2 separate regions of the Homo sapiens genome follow, and region 2 is linked to region 1. Evidence: chromatin loops called from intact Hi-C (ENCODE). Cell type or tissue: dorsolateral prefrontal cortex. All regions are shown on one strand.

Region 1 (8,000 bases):
ACTGCCCATGCATTGTTGGCCATGCATTTATTTTACTAGATCTTTACTCAGAATCTACTGACTTAAAATAGTAATCTAGCTTCATTCATTCATTATATATTTATAAGATATATTATATGTCAGGTAAACAAGACAAGCATTGTCCTGGCTTACAATAGAGTAAGGAAAATGGAGTACTAAACATGTCTTTAAAAATTAACATGGTAAGTGCTGTCATAGGAAGAGTATGGGATATACAAAGCACATTAAGAGGGGTACCTAACTTGGAGGTGCTTCTGTGTGTTTTTGGAAGGTGAAGTGGGAATGGCAAGAGAAGGCATTTAGAGAATATAACAATCTAAGATTTGAAGGATGAATAGAATAGAAGAGTTATTCAGAAGAAGGTGGGGTGGGGAAAGTTTTCAGGAGAGGATACAATGTCAGATATAGTTACATGACAGAGAAAAGACTGACTTTTAGAGATATGGCTGGACAAGTTAAGAGAAGCTATATCGAGGAATTGAGACTTTATTTGGATGGTTAAGTTATAACCAATGGACTCTGAAAAAAGTATGAATGTATGCCTTTAATTTTAATTTCTGATTTTAAAACTTTTATTATTTAAAGGGAAGTCTTAGGCTGGGTGAGGTGGTTCACACCTGTGATCCCAGTGCTTTGAGAGGCTGAGGTGGGAGGACTGCTTGAGGCCAAGAGTTGAAAAACAGCCTGGGCAACATGGTGAGACCCAGTATCTTAGAAATATTTTAAAAATTAGCTGTGTATGGTGATGCATGTTCATAGTCCTAGCTATTTGAGAAGTTGAGGTGAGAGGATTGCGTGAGCCCAGGAGCTCAAAGGTTTAGTGAGCTATGATTGTGCTACTGCACAATCTAGCAGCAGTGAGACCCTGTCTCTAATTAAAAAATAAATAAATAAAATAAAGGGAAGTCTTTATTCATAACTAACATACGTTTAGTCATAACTAATAAAAAATTAATTGTTCAAAAACCCTTCAGTGCATCCTTTTTATCACACAAAGTTCTCTCAAACACATACATTCCTAGCATATTGGAGCTGGAAGGGCCTTTAAAGATCCTGAGTCTCCGTCTTTTCACTTTACAGAGGAGTGAGAAGATCAGGAGTTTGTTCAGGTTGTCCTGAGTAACTGAATTGTTGCTCCTGGGAGCTATTTGCTTTTCCTAGCCTAGCCCAGTGCTTAAACTCCTCATCCCGTTTATTCAGAGGCCAAATAGTCTCCTGCATCTGGTGTCTTGTTGGTCTGGGCTGTTGATAATTCTTGAGCACTCCTGCTTTTCAAAACTTCTGCATTGGACTTCATGTTCTTCCTTTGTGGCCTGATGAAAAAATCGTTTATCTTAGACTTGCAGTGAGGATCTGGGAAGGTCTTTCCATTACCAAGGAAAACATGAATCCTCCTCAGAATACCTGGTGAGGTTTTGCCTTTTCTATGGAACTCCCTTGCCTCACTGTACTTTTCTTATAGTATAATTCGGGGTGGACCTGCTTATTACTTCTGTTAGACTATAAGCATCCCAAGGACATGACACATGGCTTAGTCATCATTACATTCCACATAGCAAGGTGACATAAACACAGAAGCCCCTATCAAGTTCGTTGTAGACAGGGATGAGAGGATACATGAATAAACAGAGGAATGGAGTGGAATATCTTATTTCCTGACAGGAGGTTTAAATCTATGTTAGTAAGGGTATGAAAGCTATATATATTTTTTCCTTCAGGGAAAGATGGTGAGCCACCCAAGGTGAAAAGAGAATCTCTGACAAGCAAGCAAAAATTAAGGTTGTACTCTTTGTCATAAGAAATGACTATGAATATGAACGTAAAAAGACATTAGAGAAGAAAAGTCAGGAAAAGGGGAAAGATAAATTTGGGTAGCATAAGAGACTGCCCAAAGGACTTTAAAACCAGAGATACCTGACGTTCATTTTTAAGTTTTTACATGTTTATGCAAATCCACTGCCATCTTTTTGAGGCATAAGTCCTGTCTGCTACACACAAAGGAGATGCTAAGGAACACTTGCTTGCCTTTATGTTAGAAACAGAAACAGTGTGATTTTTTCTGATGTTCTCAATTACAGAGTCTACTGACTCAGGTCTATATGTGCCTGATGATGATCACGAGCCCCATCAACAAAGGGAGTTCCCGCTCAGCATGGAGGCAGACCCTCCGCCAAATGAAAGAAAAATGTAGGCCAGGTGTAGTGGCTCACACCTGTAATCCCAGCACTTTGGGAGGCTGAGGCAGGTGGATCACCTGAGGTCAGGAGTTCGAGACCAGCCTGGCCAACATGGTGAAACCCCATCTCTACTGAAAATACAAAAACTAGCTGGGCATTGTGGTACATGCCTGTAACCCCAGCTAACTGGGAGGCTGAGGCAGGAGAATTGCTTGGACCTGGGAGGCTGAGGTTGCAGTGATCCAAGATCATGCCACTATACTCCAGCCTGGGAGACAGAGCAAGACTCTATCTCAAAAAAAAAAAAAAAAAAAAAAAGAAGAAAAGAAAAAGAAAAGAAAAAGAAAAGAAAAATATAGTCTTCATTCTTCTTAATTCTATCATAAATCTGAGAGTAGAATAATAAAAGTACATGAAAAACTACCCATAGCTTAGTATAGTTTATGTTACACACAAAACCTGAGAGATATAGGCAATAAATGTTCCTGGAATATGTTTTACAGCAACATTGGTCCATCAGGAAAGTTTCCCTCCAGGAAAGATTCTGAACATAGAGAAATAACAAGAAATCAAATTATAAGGAAGATTAACTATTGACCTTTTCCTGACCCCTCTATTTCTCCCCTTCAAGCAGGAGAATTATAGGTCAGTCCAACGTTGAAGAAGGAGTAACATTTCTCATTTTGAGCTTTCTCAAGAAATCTTGGCTATCAGAGCTCCCAGCTGATTCCTAGTGGTTTCTTATGTTTAAATACAGGACCCTCACAATAATAATAATAATAATAAACAAAGTCACAAATGTTACTTTCAGGTTTGAATTCCACTTGAATTCATTGAGTTATATTTTAAAAAGCTATCATTATGATAACCAGTTTTAATACTGTGATCAAATACAATCACTAGTATGAAAACTGGGCAAAAGGCCACATTCCACTAGTGTCTCCAGTTCAATGCAAAATCTTTTACTGCCATCTTGTGGATTTTTAGGAAATAATCCCAGTCACTACATATTATTTATTGTCTTACGGGAACAATAGGTTCATAGGCCAGTTTATGAAAATAACTGAAAAAAAGTATAAGAAAAGAGCAGCTAAATAGTCAGGTTTCCATCTAACATTATCACTTTGTATTCTCTACTAAGCATCTCTGAGGCTTGGTTTCTTCATAAAAAGTTGTTATTATAATAATACCATCCCCTGCCTGTCTCAAGGTTGCCATAAGAATAAAAATTTTAAATTGCTCCATAAATCAAAAGTACTATTCAGAAACAACCAATTATTATCAATGCTATCAGCCACATTATTAGAATGACGATACCTAAGCATTTCATATGTAACAAGGTAAACTATGGTTCAGGCTGAAAAGTCCAGACCTTGGTACCTGCTTTCAGAGTGATTTGTCTCATCTTTTATGGCTTTCAGGGCAAGAAAATGGATGTTTCAAATGAAAATATTCCCTGGAGATAGTTGTTCCTGGGGCAGAAAATACTGTGGGCCTGACAACTGAGGAAGGGAATATTTCCTTTTTTACTGATTCACTGATGAGCAAGTGAGCCCCGACATTTGAAAAGCACAGCAAATATGTAGTATAGGAACAGCTTTTTCCAGTGAAAAATGCTACCCCTGGGATCCTATCTACTGATCCATATTTAGTTATTCTCTGGTAAGTTATTCATCCAGGATTTCTCTCTTCCAACCAACCGACACTTAAACTGGAAAACCAGGCAATAGGTTGGCTCATAGATGTCACAGACAACTTAAAAAAGAATCTTCTGAGAATTTCAGGGAAAAAACTTAGAACAAAATCTCCAAAAGCTTTCCTTTCCCATTAGCGAAGACTTCAAGTTCTTTCATCTAATTTATTCATCACCTATGAACACCTGTGTGTGCCTAGCACTGGGTTAGGTTCTGGGATGCAATGATGATGCAGACATAACGCTTATGCTTACTGACCTCCATACTAGCTGGAAAGTTCACATCTCATAACTCATGATATCTGCTGCTTCAAGCTCTGCAGTTGTTCAGAACCTGAGCAGAGAAAGGGCCAATGCTGCCCTTGGGAATTTGAAAGAGAGAAGCAGCTCATGTATGAGCAATTTGCTGTTAGAGGACGCTCATCGACTCTCCACTTATGTCAGCTGTTGAGAGCGGTCATTGCATGTGGTGGAGTGAATGGTGTCAGAAGTGGTGATGGTGATGATGAAGAAGATAAGATGATACTTGGAATTAAGAAACTTATTATGGATTTTTTTTAGATGAATGGATTTTAAATAATGTCAGCGTGAGAAGAATAAGTCATAGTAGTTGTTTCTTTTTATCAATCTGCCATGCATTACGACCATGTTCATATCTTATGTCTCCACTAAGCTATCAGCCCCTGAAGGTGAGAACAATGTCTGATATACCTCTCTATTTCCTATAAACACTAGAATAATATTTGACAGTCATGTTTTCATTATTGAACACTTATAAAGTGCCAGATACTTTTCAAAACTCTTCGAATACAGCAATAAACAAAATAAATCAATAAGAGATATTCAATAAATCAAATAATTAACAAATAAGAGTCACAGCCATACAGCCAAAGTGTTTTCCACTTCTTCCACTTAATATACATGTATATGAATTGCTAAATAAATCACCAATTTCCTTCTCTCTACTGAATCATTTCCATCAACATATAAACACTGTTACAAAAAACAAACTCTACCCTCAAGTTCCCATTCTATTGCATTCCTCTCTAGAGCAAACTCAAAGGAGATAACTCTTCTCCTTGTCATTAAAAGAGGGAATTTGGATGGAAAGGCAGGAGGAACTTGTCGAAAGATATTAAGTGGAGGAGTAACATGATCAAAGTTGATAGAATCTATGGAGTTGGTGTGAAAGATGAAAAAAATACTGACTTTGAAGCTGGGCAGACCTAGAGTCCAGTCCTTTTACTACAGTCTGGTCTTAACCAAATTATTTAACCTCTCAGAATCTCAGAACTTTGACCTGCAAGATAATAGTAATCAAACCATTTGAAGTTCTTACTAGGTAGGAAGCACACAATATGTCTCTCATCCTTTGTCTTCAATTCTTCTCCTTTTATTCTCTCAGGCCTAGGCTCCTCCCACTAGAGGCTTCTCTCTGAAATAATTTCTATTGTTTAAGAAGCACTTATGATCCTTAAGATACTAGACCTAAAACATTCCTCAAATAGAGCTCAGTGAGCCAAATAATCCCCGATGGTCATTTATCATTTATCTACCCAGTGTTCAGATATGCTTCTTATTTGGGGACAATTCAAGACAGGAAGGAGGCACAGCCTTACCCCCATTAGAGAAGCTGGAGGGGGCAGCTATTCCCTTTTCCCACCCCTCAGCAGCTACAACAGGGCAAGTCAAGCAGATGTTCCAGTTGGGAATTTAGCATCCCCACACTAACGTGTAAGGTGCATGGAGAAACAGAGATTTTTCATGGCAGTGTGGTTTGGCTATAAGTGGCCAGTGGTGACAGCCCAGCACCCTTAGTAGGAGGATTTCCTCCTTGGCCTCTGAGCCTGGTTCCTCAGGCTTCCTGAAGAGCTTGTAGACTATCTGTTATTTCTCCAATAAATTCTTTTTTTTCATATAAGTTACCTGGAACTGACGTCTGTTGTCTGGAGTCAAGAACTCCAGGAGGTAAATTCACCAATCAAGCTCCCATCAGGTATATTCCTAGAGTAGTTAGCGTTAGAGGTAAGGGAGCTTGTCATGAAAGAAGGAGGCCTATACCTAGAGTCAAACAGGCTTTGAGTTAGAAAACTGTTGAACCCTTCAGTTTCTTCTTGAATAAAACAGCAGCATGATCACTTTCCTACCTATCCTGAAGGTACCCTATGAGGATCAAATGAGATAATCACAGTGAGATACTTTATACATATATATGGTAATGCAAATCTAAGGGTTATTAGAGATTAGCTAATAAAATAGGTTATTCTGAGGCCCAAACAAATTGGACTAAAAATCAGTCCACTTTTTGACTCAAAAGAGATTTCAGGAGGGATGATCAAGTCGATGATCACTCCTTCTTTAAAACTTGAGAACTCTTTGCACGATTTCCCCTTTATCTGTGATCAGCTGTTATACCACAGTTTAGATGTTTACATAGAGAAGACACTTTGAAACTTGTATAGGAAGTCCTTGCTACCCAAATTTTTTGGAAGAAGAGAATATGTCATAAACATATTTTAAATGATCATCAAGTATTTAGCATTTAATATGTAATAGAATAGTTAATTAACATTTTTCTGATCTATAGGAATTCCTCTTAGTCAATTAGGAAATGATCTGTCTGAATTGGAAATATATTCCATTGGCCAGAAATCTAAAAGCTTTAATGTATTCTGAATCTTCAGGACAGAAGGGATTAATTGGCCAGAGCGCGAGATGAATAAAACTGAGAGGGGTCCTAGGATTTCCAACTGCCTTCAGAGAAGTGGGCAAAGATGAGTCATTCATTCATTCATTCATTCATTCATTCGTTCATTAAACATTTGCTCAGTAGCTCCGTTCTAAGTTAATCAACAAGGGAGCAGAGATGAATAAAACACAGTTTCATCCTCAAGGGAAGCTTCAAAGGATCTGAACGTTGCTTCTAAGTGCCTCAATCTTACAGCCTTCGTATACAATGGCTTCCTGTGGTGACTCATATGTCTCCTTTTAAATGCTCTTTTTTTAGGCATTTATGCTTTTTTCATTAACTAGACTTTGAGTATGGACTGCCTCAGACATAAGTAAACTGCCAAATTCAATTCTTTGGTGAAGGCCTGCATCGCAGAAAGAGCATAGCTTTGAAATCAGAAGCAACAGTATTCCAAATACCACCATCATTACTGATTATCTGTGTGATCTTGGACAAATTATTTAATTTCTCTGAGCCTTCAATCCAACAAGGTTGTTAGGACAATTCAGTGAAATCACAGCGCAGTATCCAGCAAAATGCTTTGTGCTGAGCATATATTCAATAAAGGTTAGGCATTTTATCTCCAATTCTCTACTGGTTTTGCTTTCTAGGGGCCCTCTTTGTTGGGAAGTTTCCCCTCCAGAATCCTTCTTACTTCCCCAGGCTGAGCTAAGGATGGTCTCTTCTTTACGCCCATGTGGTCCCTGGAACTTACCGTTAGCATTTCCATGTTATATTGGAAATAATCTATTTATTTGTCTGTCTCCCTTCATGAGGCTACATGTTCACTGAGGACACAATGATTTTTTTCACGTTGCATCCTTAGTGTCTAGTAGCTTTTGGTACTTTGTGAATGTCTCTGAGCTCTGCAAACAAGATTTTAAGGTGAAAATTTACTTCCGTCAAATAAAATACTTGCAAGAGGTTTTCTGGAGATTATGACAGAATTTTCAAAAAATATGTTTCACTTGATAGTAATTTATATCCAAAGACTAAAAAAGTTATTTTGTTAAATAATGTTAAAAAACACTTTATCAGCATTTAAAAAATTTGCTGCAGGACTTCTCAGATCTTTCATTGAATTATGAACCTTTTTTATGAAGCATTTCACACATCCGCTATTATACACAGTTTTGGAAGTACCACTGCGAGAAAAGCTGGTGTTTTACTGGTGCACTGAGTTAAGTTTCAGACTTTTGAAAGCTGCTTACAGTTAAATCCTTTGAGTAGTGATATTGTGAGTCAGGTGTTACAAGTCTGATGTTAAGTACATGGTTCCCAATGTACTATTTTCACTGCACCTTGCTAAGTTGTGACATATAGTATGTTTATGACACATTGAATAAGCAAGACTTAAGGAATATAACTGGAAAGGAGC
Region 2 (8,000 bases), 150 kb before region 1:
GTTGTCAATTTGCCAAGAAAATCTATTTTCAATTCTTCCTCTCCAGGCTCATCTACCACTCTTCTCTGCAAAGACAACACATTTTATAGCTTAAGAACAAAAAGCTATCAGTCCCAGGACACATCTTGCTGTTTCATAGCTCCATACTTTTGTATAGGCTGCTCATTCTACCTGGGATAGCCTTGGTTCTTTAAAATACTGCAAAGACATTCAGAGAAGTTTTTCTTAGCCCTACTAAGTAGAGGTAATCACTGTTTTCTCTGGGTTACCTCTGTACTTTTTTAACAGTAATATAATTGTACTCATATGCTATTACTGTAATTTAAATTACAATAAAATGGAAGAAAAACTATATATACACACACACATGTATATATACACACATGTGTATGTATATATGTATAAGTATATATGTATGTGTATATATATGTGTATATAAACACATATATATGTGTATATAAACACATATATATGTGTATATAAACACACATATATATGTGTATATAAACACACATATATATGTGTATATAAACACACATATATATGTGTATATAAACATATATATGTGTATATAAACACACACACACATATATATATATATATATTTTTTTTTTATGATAGACTATGAGCTTCTAAAGCCCAGGAACAGTTATTCGCTCAGCACCAAATTACTAGTCCCTGGTAAAACTCAGAAGGCAATACATGTTTGCTGAGTTTAATGAAATCTACAGGCAGCAAAAATTTCTTCTTTATTTTATGGCCAAAGAATTTCCTGGCCCATCAAAATGCTCTATTGGAATATTTTCCCAATCCTGAGCTTGTACTAATTGATCTGTTTATTCACTGAACCCCTGCTACTGTGTGCCAGGCAGAGTATTATGTTAGGTCCCAGGAATACAGTAGTGGGTAAAACAGTCCTGGTCCCTCTCCTCATGAACCCCCTCTCCCTACTCACACTCTTTCAAATTACTCATTCCTATTAATTTACTGCAAAATAATATTCGCACCTCTAGCAATAACTTTTCAATTCAGAAGGCCACATATAAAAGCAAATTGATACTGAGTATGTTTCTGCTGAAAAGTCTATAAAGAAACATTCTAGGCTGCTGTGTCTCATGGAAGGTGTACTCCATCTTCATGAATACATATATAGATGTATGTATTTCTGTCTACATGTACATTTCTATGCCAATGTATACATATATTATAGATATGCAATACACAATTAAGGCTCACAAAAGAATACAACCCTCTTATAAACAGAAGGATCCCTTGACCTTTCAAACTTAGGTCCACTTAATTAAAAACGAAGCATAATTTGTACCCTTAATATAATGGCCTATGATTTTCAAGTTTAACTATTTTCATGTTGATTGCTATGTTTTGACTCTATTTTGAAGGGACCACAAGGGTGTTTATGCCCTGAAATAAAGAGGAACAGACAACTTTTCCAACCCTGAAAAACAAAGGAAAAAATTTAAGACAAACAAACATGAAAAGCTATCATGTATTTCTCTGCACCCAGAACAGTGCTAAACATAAAGTAAGCACTAAATGAATACTTTCTAGATAACTGAATAAATGAAAGAGCAAACACTTGCAATTATGCAGTTCCTCGTTAGGACAAGCCAAAGGAAGAGCTATGGATTTAAGAGGGAAAGATAGTTTAAAACCAAATCTTGACCCAAATGGTGAAAAGATGATTATCTGAAAATAATTTTAATCTTATAGCTATGCTTTAAATTCTTTGGTCTCTTAGCTCTCAGAGCAGTGATGTATACTGTGGTGGGTGCAATATCACATCTACCTAACTCAACCAGCTTATCCAGCTGAGGACAGGCATCATAAATATTCCAGTGAGTTCCATGAGGATTAGGAGTAAACAGATGTCTAGTTCACCTCTGCATTTCTCAAGAGTCTTGCCAAACTCTGTAGACTTTTCTCCAGTTAATGTGCTTTTATCATTTCCAGGCTTCTTCTACGTGTTACAAATAGAGTGGATGCTTGTGGTGGTAGGTGACAAGGTTCCCAGGAGAAGGTGAAAGCAGGAAAAAATGTCAACAAACATCTACCAAGCACCCACAGGTTTCAGGCCAAGGCTAGGTTCTGGACATACAGAAAAAAAAAACCCATCACTGGTGACTCTATATATGGAGTCTCAATACTTCTTGGTCACCATGATAGGTTTTGGTATACATTGTCCTTATTTGCAATTTAATATCAGGAATTTTATCTCTACCACAGAAGAAAATGAATACCTTTGGGCTCACTCACAAGCACATATTCATGAAATTTTAAGATGTAAGAAAATTCATTGTGTTGTCATAGATGAAGACATTTCTTTAAAAAAAAAAACCAAAACACAAAAAAACCCAGCAATTCCATCTGGTCTGCTAAACAGGTTCTCTTGGGAACATCATGAATGTTTTAATAAATTTATCTCATTGCATTGCTCCTGGGTGGGTAACTAAGAACTCTGAAGGACAGATATATTCCCAAATTCTTTCTCAGGCAAATTTTTGGGCATGTACATGTTAACATTAGAAGGGAATCTAAGTAAATTGATATTTCCAATAATAGTATACTACTATGAAGTGATTTGATTAAAATATTCTCCTTAAAAATAAAAAGGAGGCAAACTTTTGTTTCTATAAAGAAACATTCTAGGCTGCTGTGTCTCATGGAAGGTGTACTCCATCTTCATGAATACATATATAGATGTATGTATTTCTGTGTACACGTACATTTCTTTGTACATATTATATTTAAAAAGTAGATTCAAATAACCCTAATTTAATTTTTAAAAATTTTAAACACAAGGAAAATGTTTTCCTTTATATCTTCCTTATCACTATGACAACTAAATGGGTTTGGTACAATGCTATCTTATCCTAATTAAGAACATGGCCCTGCAACGTGGTATTCTATTAATATTAAATGAAAATGTGTGAATTATCTAGTTTTAATTAGAGTGCTGCATTTATGGCTTTCCGTTGTGAGCAAATGCTGTGTGGTATATAGAACATAAATTGAGATTTATTTCTTAAGAATTAGATGAATGTAGGGGAAATCAACGTGAACCCACACTGCTTGAATCACACATCCTGATGTAGAGTCTGTATCGATTCATTTATCTTTTCATCCTTCTACCCAATACTATTGAGCCCCTCCTATGAGCAGTCAATGGAAGGACAAAGAAAAATCTGTCCTTACTAATGAGCTCCCTCTGGTGATAAGATCCACCAAAACAGATAATTATCATATAATAAGATAAATGTAGTTAAAGAAATAAGCTGTGAGTATTTGGGATATAGCAAGAAAGACCCAACTGGTGGGGAGGAAGGGAAGAGAAACATCTTTCAGAAGGACAATTAATCAATAAATAAATAATGCTTATTTATTTTTTGTTTCATCAATATCCCTACTCCCTTTCCCTCTCTTGTATTATTTTGAGGCAAATAATTTCATCCATGCCTATGTCAGCGTGTAGCTCTAAAAGATAAGGGTGCTTGTTTTTAATATAAGCACAATACAATTGTCACATCTCAAATATTACCAATAACTTTTCACCACATATATAATTGATGTCCAAATCTCCAATTGTCTCATTGTCATGACTTGTTTTACCATTTATGTTTTGTTTGAATTGAAATACACAAATGTTCATTGCTTACAATTTGTTACTTTTAAGTGTTTCCCCTATGTCTCTTTTTTCTTTGCCAATTATTTATTGAAGAAGCCTGAGTTTTAAAGAATGAATGGAGGGTAAGACAAATAAAGGGGAAGGGAGTAAGGAAGGAAATCTAGAGAAATGGGACACCAGGAGAAAAAAATGTTGTAGAAACATTGAGGCCTTCCTTGATTTCCCTTCCTTCCCTTCTTTCCTTTCCTTCCCTTCCTTCCCTTTCTTCCCCTTCTTTCTTTCTTTTTCTTCTTCTTTTTGATGGAATTTCGCTCTTGTTGCCCAGGCTACTGCAATGGTGCCATCTCAGCTCACCGCAACCTCTGCCTCCCGGGTTCAAGTGATTCTCCTGCCTCAGCCTCCCAAGTGGTTGGGACTACAGGCACCACGCCCGGCTAATTTTGTACTTTTAGTAGATACAGGGTTTCTCCATGTTGGTCAGGCTGGTCTCAAACTCCTGACCTCAGGTGATCCGCCCACCTTGGCCTCCCAAAGTGCTGAGATTGCAGGTGTGAGCCACCGTGCCCGGCCTCCTTGATTTTCTTAAACATGCAAACTCTGTGAGCATACTTACTTATTTTGGGAAGATTGCTCAGTGTACTCCTAACAATACTCTTCTCTATATATCTAGTAAATTCCTGTATCATCTTCTAGTTCAGCTTCAGAAATTCTTCCCCACCTTTTCTATCTCATGTTGTCTCCATCCTCCTTTGAAGGATGTATCAGCTGGCATTTATCAACCAGTATTTTTGGTGTGTTTGTGTTGAGGCATCATGTGAGATGCTAGGCATATAGGGATGAATGAAATCAAATCCCTGTCTTCAAGAAACTCTCAGGCTGGATGCGGTGGCTCACGCCTGTAATCCCAGCACTTTGGGAGGCCGAGGCGGGTGAATCACGAGGTCAGGAGTGTGAGACCAGCCTGACCAACATGGTGAAACCCGTCTCTACTAAAAATGCAAAAAAATTAGCTGGATGTAGTGGCACACACCTGTAGTCCTAGCTACTCGGGAGGCTGAGGCAGGAGAATCACTTGAACCCGGGAGTCGGAGGTTGCAGTGAGCCAAGATAGCGCCACTGCACTCACTCCAACCTGGACGACATAGCAAGGCTGTCTCAAAAACAAAACAAAGCAAAACAAAACAAACAAAAAAAACTCTCTGTGAGGTATTTTAGTAAGAAATGAGGCAATGCCTATGTTTTGGACTAAAAACATATATTTGTCCATATAATTTTTAGTCATGACAAACACATGCTCATTGTTGTGCAGGGCATAACTGGAGAGTTTTTTAAAAAAGCAATATTTGCCACAGAATCATTAATAAATAGGCTCGCTCTTTCAGTTTCCATTTAAAGATGGAAAGCAACACTTTGTCAATAGGCTAAACATTTTGACTGTGTTTTATTGCTTTTTCTAACGTCCTATGTTATGAAAAGGTCATGAGAAGACTAATGTTGGAAGATCAGATAATCAAATTATAATGAGTTTAGCTAGTACCCTATGGCTCACATTTTACTCTTTATGTTGCTAGTGGGGCAACTGAAGCAAGCAAGACAATAATGCATTATCCTGTAATATTTTAAAATGAGGTTGTTGATGGTAGAAGGCCCACTAGCACTTTTTTGTTCGATTAAGGGGCTGCCAATATTTCCTTGGGTTTGCTACTGGCCCTTACAAGTAGAAAGATACATCTTCATATTCACCATGCCAGCACCTAATACAGTGTCTTGAACATTGTGGGAAATGGTGGGTATCATATGTGCTGTCCTGCTACTTTCCAACTGTGTGAACAAGCCTCATTTTCTCCTCTATTTTTATAGTGCTACTGTGAGAAGTAAATGAGATAACATGTATTCAGTGCTTTGCACACAGCAGCAGTAAACAAATGGAGAATTTTGTTATTATTTGTTAAGTAAATGAATTTTAAAAATTGTACATTCTGCCATTGTCTTTTACTCCTTTACCTCTGCCCTATCCAAATCCCTGACCTGTCTTTCCAGACAACCTCAAATATCTCCTTTACCACTTTTTAAAAACTCATACATGGCTGCCTTAAACATCTTAATACTTAGTTACACATTGTTTCTGTGTCTAAATGTTATTCTCCCTAATTGTAGCCGTAAGTTCTTTAAAAATAAGATGAGTATTACATAGAAGTGATGTCAAAATATTTACAACTAGCTGTGCCAGGTATTAATGCTTTAGTTGCTCAATCATGGAGATGTGTGAGAGTCCTAGGGAAGGGATTCAGGGGTTCCAGTGTGAAGCAGCTTGTAGAGGAGCACTCAGCGGGCCCAGGGTAGAAGCTCTTTACTAACAAGAATATATTTCAATATTTTAAGAAGCAGAAGCACTGCCTGCAGCCAGAATATTAGTGCTGGCATCTTTGATACTTCTTTGGCATCCTCTATTTGTCAGGAACTCAACACACTTACTGATAAGGTAAGAAATTCATCCAAGGAACAGTTTCTCTATTTGTACAAGGAAGCCACAAAACAAGACAAAGAAGATTTTATCTGGTTTGTGCTATGGGGAAATGAAGTTATGCCATAGTAATAATGGTACCTTTTAATGCTTATATGACATATGACATATGTGCTTTTAAATAAACATTATCTGTCACCCTTCCACTATTTTTAGTTGCTTCTTTCTCTGCACTGAAGAACTGTCTAATCTGAAGAGGAAGAAGCCAGTGCCCTGGGAAGCATTTCCTACCTGGTCACTGCACCCTTCTCTGACTCAAGCATGTTTTCTGAGTGAAAACAGAAGTCTTGGGCTCCTCAGTGACACAGCTAGGCTGGGAGCACTTACTCATGCCTGGATGCAGGTTTTATGAACAGATTTTATACACCAGAAGCAAGAGGCAAGAAGAAATATACTTTGATTCTGTTTATTGCTATTATTGTCTGTTCTTTGGAAAGAAGCTAGATAGAAAAATGAATATTTAGGAGCATACCCACCAGGTAGGTGGATTGACAGCACTGAGACAAGCTTCATGAGTGAAAAAAGAATGTTTTATCATTGCATTTGGATGCCAGAAAATTGTGAACTGTATGATCACGCTTGTGATAGAAAGTAAATAACAGTTTTGTCACTTCCTCTTCTATGCTGTAAAAGTGGAAAAACAATCCAAAGTGTAGTTAATTAAATTTGGAGTCAGAAATTTTAGCGGAAAACTATTACCAAGCCCATTAAGTACAATCTTAATGAAGGAACTATTCTACTTCCTCAGTGGAAAGAAATGATTATTGCCAAAGGCTGAAGAACTTATAAATTATATAAACTTTGAATTATCCAGAAATCAGAGTGAAGTCTAATTTTTCTTTGAAGCATTGACATTTTGTTAACAAATATTTTACTCTATGTCTCATTCGCAAAGTGATATACACCATACAATTAGCAAACACATGTACAAAAATATATTCTTATTTGTCTTATCATATTTTTTAGTATCACAAACATCATGATATCAAAATCCAAATACACTTGAGTTACTGCATAAGTCATTAATCTTCTCTGAGCAGGTTTAATCAGAAGTAAAAAGGAGAAGAAGAAGATGATGATGATTTTGTTCAAAATACAATAATTCTTGAGCCTGGTAACATATATTTTAAAGTTCACATTGATTGACTCCAAATCTGTATCCACATTGTAAAGAATCAGAACATTTGACTGTGGTTTAGCTTATAATTCAACGGTCATTTTTCAACAACAAATTTTTGTGAGACTGATACTTTAGGTTTTCTGTTCCTTATTCTACTGGGCACATGGCTTCTGGCTGTCTGGTGATTTCTGCAATAGTGCCAACGTAAAGATAGGCAACGAGTTGAACAATTACTTCATTAGCTTTTGTGACTGCAAAGAGCATTTTTCTCTACCTCAAATCCTTTCCTTCTTTCTTCTCCCCTAGCAAACTCCTACTCTTCCTGGAAGCCAATTTAAGGACATGCACCATCATATGCTTGGCCTTCATTCCATTATGTTATGTACTAACTCTAGTAGACATTTGTACATTATGTATTGTACATTTCACAAGTTATAGATGGCTGCTGGATGCTTTTCCAGCATCCTTCCCCACCACCATCCCATCCTAACAGCAACAGCTGCCAAATTTCAGTTAAGGACTCATAATGTCCTGGGGAGACTGTCTTTATCCTACCTAAGCTTTAGAATGGGGCTGGAGATTTGGTCTCATGTTCAGGGGTGGATATAAGCCAGTCTCTTCAAAGTGAATTCTAGGAATCATTGCCAGGATCTCTTTCTAGCTGGATGTGACTATGAAAACAAGTTGTCTAGGAGTCACTGGCAACTGTCCTG

The links. Peaks named below come from ENCODE experiments on the same cell type or tissue, not always from the same donor. Only the 100,000 strongest peaks of a DNase experiment are listed, where the experiment ranks them.
Region 2: a loop joins it to region 1, with 5 times the contacts of the local background. A loop is called at or near these places in 5 of 110 quality-filtered maps.

What each region holds. Positions count from the first base shown.
Region 1 is chr11:83,816,977-83,824,976 of GRCh38, forward strand. All of the region lies in intron 17 of DLG2 (discs large MAGUK scaffold protein 2), which reads right to left. Among named protein-coding and RNA genes, the nearest start is that of DLG2-AS2, 180 kb to the left of the region's middle. In dorsolateral prefrontal cortex, CTCF peaks have their summits at 16, 3,159 (motif pointing left) and 3,360; no DNase peak of the experiment used is centred here; H3K27ac peaks cover 2,490 bases.
Region 2 is chr11:83,668,264-83,676,263 of GRCh38, forward strand. The region is part of intron 18 of DLG2 (discs large MAGUK scaffold protein 2); the gene reads right to left. The region is part of intron 6 of DLG2-AS2 (DLG2 antisense RNA 2); the gene reads left to right. Among named protein-coding and RNA genes, the nearest start is that of DLG2-AS2, 35 kb to the left of the region's middle. In dorsolateral prefrontal cortex, a CTCF peak has its summit at 3,244 (motif pointing left); no DNase peak of the experiment used is centred here; H3K27ac peaks cover 446 bases.